2 separate regions of the Homo sapiens genome follow, and region 1 is linked to region 2. A link is a loop called in an ENCODE intact Hi-C map of the cell type or tissue named here. Cell type or tissue: right lobe of liver. All regions are shown on one strand. Each heading gives the region's core, and the rest is flanking DNA. Links, peaks and the distances in the headings are about the cores only. Region 1 has its middle 43 kb from the start of TOPAZ1. Region 2 overlaps ANO10 (anoctamin 10).

Region 1 (2,921 bases), core at 300-2,799, 650 kb after region 2:
GACAATGGCAAAGATTCTAGACATTGTTTAATGGGAAGTCCAACGGCAGTTTGCTTCACAGAAATAGCAAATAAAAGTGTATTTAAGGAAAGCACTTTGATACTTATTTTAGCACTAGCAAAATTGGATGGCATATATTTTCTGATAGATGCAAAAATATCATAAGTCATAATAGTGTTTATGTATTTCAAAGGAAAGATTGTTAGAAACAGCAATCTGATAATGCAGGTGCTCTTAATGGGAGCCTCAAAACAGAACATACAAATTAGTAAGAATCGAGACTATTTTCCATATAACTAAGAAATCTTTGCTATGGATCTGTTAAAGAAATTGCAAAGATCCCTGAACATACATCATATGCAAGGATTCATACCTGGCCCTTAATTCTCTTATGAAACAAACAGCTTAGGACTGTAGGACATTTTCATCAAGCACATTTGAGAAGGAAGAGGATCCCACTGCTTAATAATTCTAAGTTTTAGATTCCTATGTAAGAGAAGAGGCACAGTTCCAGTTTAGCCATTTAGTAAGTGAATTATATATGATTTTAGATGAAGGTCTTTAGACAAGAGACTCGTCTCAGTGTCTAACTGCTGGAAAGGGTGCAATAAAAATACATTTACAGCCCTACAGAATAGCAGCAGCCATTAAAGTTGTACTACTGATTAAAGAAAAACTCCTAATTGAATAAGATTACTTACTTTGGTCTCATTGTAGTACTAAAATATGGCTTCAAAAAGGCCAGCTCCTAGTGATACAAAATATATCTTTTGACTGCCTACATTTGGCAAAGAGTTATACATTTGAGAAGGTGTCTGAAAGTATTGATAACATCAGAGAATACCCAAGCAGGATTTCATTTACCAGGACAAAGTAGATGATGGGGGAAATGTAAAGGATCATAATGTTCTTGAGTCATTAATGACCTCAGCAGCAAAATGTTTCAACACGTGTTTGTGGACTTTGCACTACTGTATGTCTCAAGATTTCAAGGCATTAGAATCAGGACCATAAGGAGAACTCTGTAAAGACTTTAAGATGAAAGGCCTTATCACTGCAGAACTGTTACGACATGCTGAGAATGCAGTCATCATGCCAGTTGCAGACGCTCTGCAGATGGAAATGCAGAATTACTCCAGGGGACAGAGGCAGGTAGGATGCATTATTTAAGAGATGCACTATTTAGCCAAATATGAAACATTCGGTTTAAAGTGTTCTGGGGAAAGGTGGGGATGCGTGGGAGGGATAGATTAGGAGAGTTTCCTACCTCATTCCTACAACTCTTCTTTCAAACTCAGGCAAAAAAAAATTTTAACACCCCAGAACAAAACAGGTGCATTCCTTGGAGGTTAGCATCCTGGTAGGAAATAGCCTTTGACACACCGCCATCTAGTGACGGCAGAGGAGAACTCAAAGCTCTTTCCCCGCCCCCGCTTCAAACTCACTGGAGAGGAAGAAGGAGTCGCTTATGCAGCCTGGAACTTCTTTTGCATTCTACACCCTCTCTGAAGAGCAGAACGCCCACCGGACTTTAATAATGGCAGTGCATTCTGCTTTCATTTGATTGAATTCTGATACCTTTCATCATCGTGGATGAGGATAATACCATCTATCCCTAAGGTTATTGTGAAGATAAAAGTGACTCACACTGGCAGCACTAACCACCATGCCTGGTGTAGAGCAAGCACTCAGATCTACACCAACCAGTGTTAGAACCAATGACATTCCTACATTTAAAAACTCACTCGCCACTCCTTAGAGTTAAGCCAGTCCATCTAGGCCTGTCAGGCTGCCCGACCTCAGTGACCCACAAAGGTAGGTGGCCAAAGGCAGGGGCAGGGGCAGTGGCATTTCTACTGGACAAGGGCAAATAGTCTGTTAAGTAGAAGACTTCCATTCTTTCCTTTATTTTTAGGACCATTATTCTTTCCATGACCTCCCATCAGAATTGCTTTTTTAACAATTTTTTTGGTTTCACATAACACCTTTGGGAATCTGGTAAAACATATGAGCTCCCTAGAAAAGTGCGCATGAGCTGGGTGCAGTGGCTCATGCCAGTAATCCCAGCACTTTGGGAGGCCGAGGGGGGCAGATCGCTTGAGCCCAGTAGTTCAAGACCAGCCTAGGCAATGTGGTGAAACCCTGTCTCTACAAAAAAAATACAAAAATTAGACAGGCCTGGTGATGCGTGCCTGTAGTCTTGGGAAGATGGGTGGATCACATGAGCCCAAGAGGTTGAGGCTGCAGTGAGTCATAATCACACCACTGCACTCCAGCCTGGGCAATAGAGTGAGACCCCGTCTCAAACAAGTGTGCTCATGAAATCTTACATTTGATCTTGGGTGCTCATTAACCCCTAAAGATTATTCCTATGAACAAAAGATTAATACTGCCTCATATTGACACTGCAGGTCATCTGGAAACAGGGGCATAGGGATTTTCCCTCCAGCTCCTTTTTCAGCCCCTTCCTTCCAGCACTGGGGGAAGTGACATGTGAACACATGTCATATACATGTCAACATGCCTCCTCATATACATGTTTTCATCTTTGCCCTAGGGGAGATGGGCTTGCCACTACTTTCGTTCAAAGTAATTCAGCATGTCAAGAACAGACACAAAGAAAAGCATTTCATGCCACAAAGAGCAATTTCCAAAGATCAGAGAAGGGAAATCCAAATACAGGCCTCCCACCTCCCCCGCCACCAGCCCACCTGCTGCCCATACCCTCGTGCCTGCCGCACCCCTTCCCCCCTTACCCCCCACCCCCCCATCCCACACCCACCACCATATGAAAGTCCCGGATTCCTAGTAAGGAAAACCAGTGTCCTTGAATTTTAATAAAGTGAGTTCACATCTCACTTTATTAAAGTGACCAACTGGCCAGCTTGGTCAAAACCATTTGTTCATCTTGCTGCATGCAC
Region 2 (2,921 bases), core at 194-2,693:
AACACATGTGTGACAAAATGTTCAAAATCAGTGAATCCTGATAAAGAATATATAGGAATTATCTGTATAATGCTTGCAACTTTCAAATCTGAAACTAGGAAAATAAAGCCTGTGAGTCAGGGCACAAAAGAACCTGGAAAGGCTCAGTTCATTCTCAGAGGATACTTCTGGTATTACAGATAAGACTCAATTCTGCTTCTTTTCTTTTCTTTTTTATTTTTTTGAGACGGAGTCTCGCTCTGTCACCCAGGCTGGAGTGCAGTGGCCGGATCTCAGCTCACTGCAAGCTCTGCCTCCCGAATTCACGACATTCTCCTGCTTCAGCCTCCCAGTAGCTGGGACTACAGGCGCCCGCCACAGCGCCCGCTAATTTTTTTGTATTTTTAGTAGAGACGGGGTTTCACCGTGTTAGCCAGGATGGTCTTGATCTCCTGACCTGTGATCTGCCCGCTTCGGCCTCCCAAAGTGCTAGGATTACAGGCGTGAGCTACTGCGCCCGGCCTCAATTCTGCTTCTAAGCAGCTGCTGGCAGATGGAGAGGGGGTGCCACATGAAAACTTATTTTTTAAAAGAAACTGTAATTAAATGATATTTTTTAAACCACGAATTAAACATGCATGGTACAGGCAGGCTTGGTGGTCACCAGGCCCTAAACATTAGAAATGCAGTGTAATTTCTGGGATGAGTAGTTAACTCGTCTTCACCTTAGAAAAAGAACCAAATTTAGTAGGTAAATTGTCAGTAATTCAACATGTCTGATAGGTACATCTTGCCAAGTTTAGAATTAAAACTGTCAATTAATTTAGAATTAAAACTGTCATTACTAAAATGAAGTATTATCTAAGATTTAATATTTGGAAGATATCAGGCCATTTCTATTTTTTAGAAATTGGAGACATACATAATTCTGCAGGTAAAGTAGTAATCTTTTGCTAAAAATTACATCAAAAAAGCAAACTAAGTTTGCCTCAAAAAGAAGGATGATAATTACTTAAGGGAAATTATTTGAATATTGATTTAATCTTGAGAGCTGAACTTTATGACACCGCCAGTATTTATTTTTAACCCACAAAAAATGGCATTTTCACATGTTTTCATCTATTACATTGGTAGGCTATTCTCTGGTTCAGTCTACAAAAATTTCTTTATTTTGCAAATGAAAGTAGTGTTCAAGTGTCATCAATTTTTAAAGGCAACACTAGATGGCAGTAAATACACAAAAGTTGTGACAAATGACACAGTTCTCATAATACAGCAGTGATCATTTTTGCCTTTACTCAGTTTCATCTGTACTAAATCAAGCTTTAAAAAAAAATGAAGAATCAGGGCTGGGTATGGTGGTTCACACCTGTAATCCCAGCACTTTGGGAGGCTGAGGCAGGCAGATCACTTGAGGTCAGGAGTTCGAGATCAGCCTGGCCAAAATGGTGAAACCCCGTCTCTACTAAAAATACAAATATTAGCCAAGCGTGGTGGTGTGCACCTGTAATCCCAGCTACTCAGGAGGCTGAGCCATGAGAATTGCTTGAACCCAGGAGGCAGAGGATGCAGTGAGCCAAGATTGTGCCACTGCACTCCAGCCTGGGTGACAGAGCAAGACTCTGTCTGAAATAAAAAAAAAAAAAAAAAAAAAGAATCAGAAACCTGCGTAAAAAATAAAGTGACCTGGCTTTGGAAATGTGATCCAGAAAAGCAATAGAAACTATCAATTCATCCAATTTTAAATTTTGAGAACATTAACACTCAACATCAACTTTATAAAATTGTTACATTTTCTAAGTCGTGTTTGTTCTGTTAACAAATTCTAATCATGTAAATGTATCTAGATATTTATTTGGTTAATTAATTTGGAAAAAAAGCATCTTAAATTGCTTTTTCCATCAAGACGTTAAAAATTTATGAGAATTTTTATATATTTATAGACTATGGCATTTTTTGAGTTAGTAAAATTTCTGCTCTTATAGGGGCCATGAATAAACATATGAAAGTATAGCATGCTGTTAATTTAATATGCTACTAGCAAAACTTTTTTAAATCAATAAGAACATTATGTAGACTCCAGTAAAAAATTCTATTTTAACGTTAATTTTAAGATTTAATTTCCTTATTTGAAAAGATTTTCAGATAAAAGAGAAAAATCTTATAAACAGAAACATGTTAATTGACCCAATGATGGTTTTTTTTTGTTTGTTTGTTTGTTTTTTTTTTAGACAGAGTCTCTCTCTGTCGCCCAGGCTGGAGCGCAGTGGCGCAATCTCGGCTTACCATAACCTCTGCCTCAAGCGATTCCCCTGCCTCAGTCTCCCGAGTAGCTGGGATTACAGGCACGCACCACCATGCCCGGCTAATTTTTGTATTTTTAGTACAGACGGGGTTTCATCATGTTGACCAGGCTGGTCTCGAACTCCTGACCTCAGGTGATCTGCCCACCTCGGCCTCCTAAAGTGCTGAGATTACAGGCATGAGCCACCGTGCCCGACCCCACTGATAGTTTTGATGAACATTCTGTAACATTCTTTTTTTCCAGCTTTATAGAGGTATAACTGACAAATAAAAATTGAAATATATTTAAGTTATACAACATATTTTGAAATATGTATATCCTATGAAATGATTAGCAAAATTAATCTAATTATCATATCTATCACCTCACATAGTTACCTTGTAAAATTCAGAATTAGAATTTTAACATGATTTTACAAACTGAATGGTAGCAAACCAAAAATTTGTATTTTCTATTCTATTTGTAAATGTTACACTTTTTGGATTCATTACAAGACCAGATGGCATTCAGCTGAGGTCTCAGCAACACTAGAATAGCATTGGTAAATTTCTAATTTTTTGGCTATTTTAAACAGCTTGAGCTTGGTTTTGTCCTGACACACAAAATTTTCTATTGAGAAACCAAAGCTAGGGCCCTC

What was found. Peaks named below come from ENCODE experiments on the same cell type or tissue, not always from the same donor. Only the 100,000 strongest peaks of a DNase experiment are listed, where the experiment ranks them.
Region 1: a loop joins it to region 2, with 5 times the contacts of the local background. A loop is called at or near these places in 95 of 110 quality-filtered maps.

Annotation. Positions count from the first base shown.
Region 1 is chr3:44,197,439-44,200,359 of GRCh38, forward strand. No RefSeq gene overlaps it. Among named protein-coding and RNA genes, the nearest start is that of TOPAZ1, 43 kb to the right of the region's middle. RefSeq lists an enhancer at 1,473-1,522. In right lobe of liver, for the core only: a CTCF peak has its summit at 1,410 (motif pointing left); a DNase peak (open chromatin) is centred at 1,403.
Region 2 is chr3:43,543,185-43,546,105 of GRCh38, forward strand. The region is part of intron 11 of ANO10 (anoctamin 10); the gene reads right to left. Among named protein-coding and RNA genes, the nearest start is that of ANO10, 77 kb to the right of the region's middle. In right lobe of liver, for the core only: a CTCF peak has its summit at 1,196 (motif pointing right); no DNase peak of the experiment used is centred there.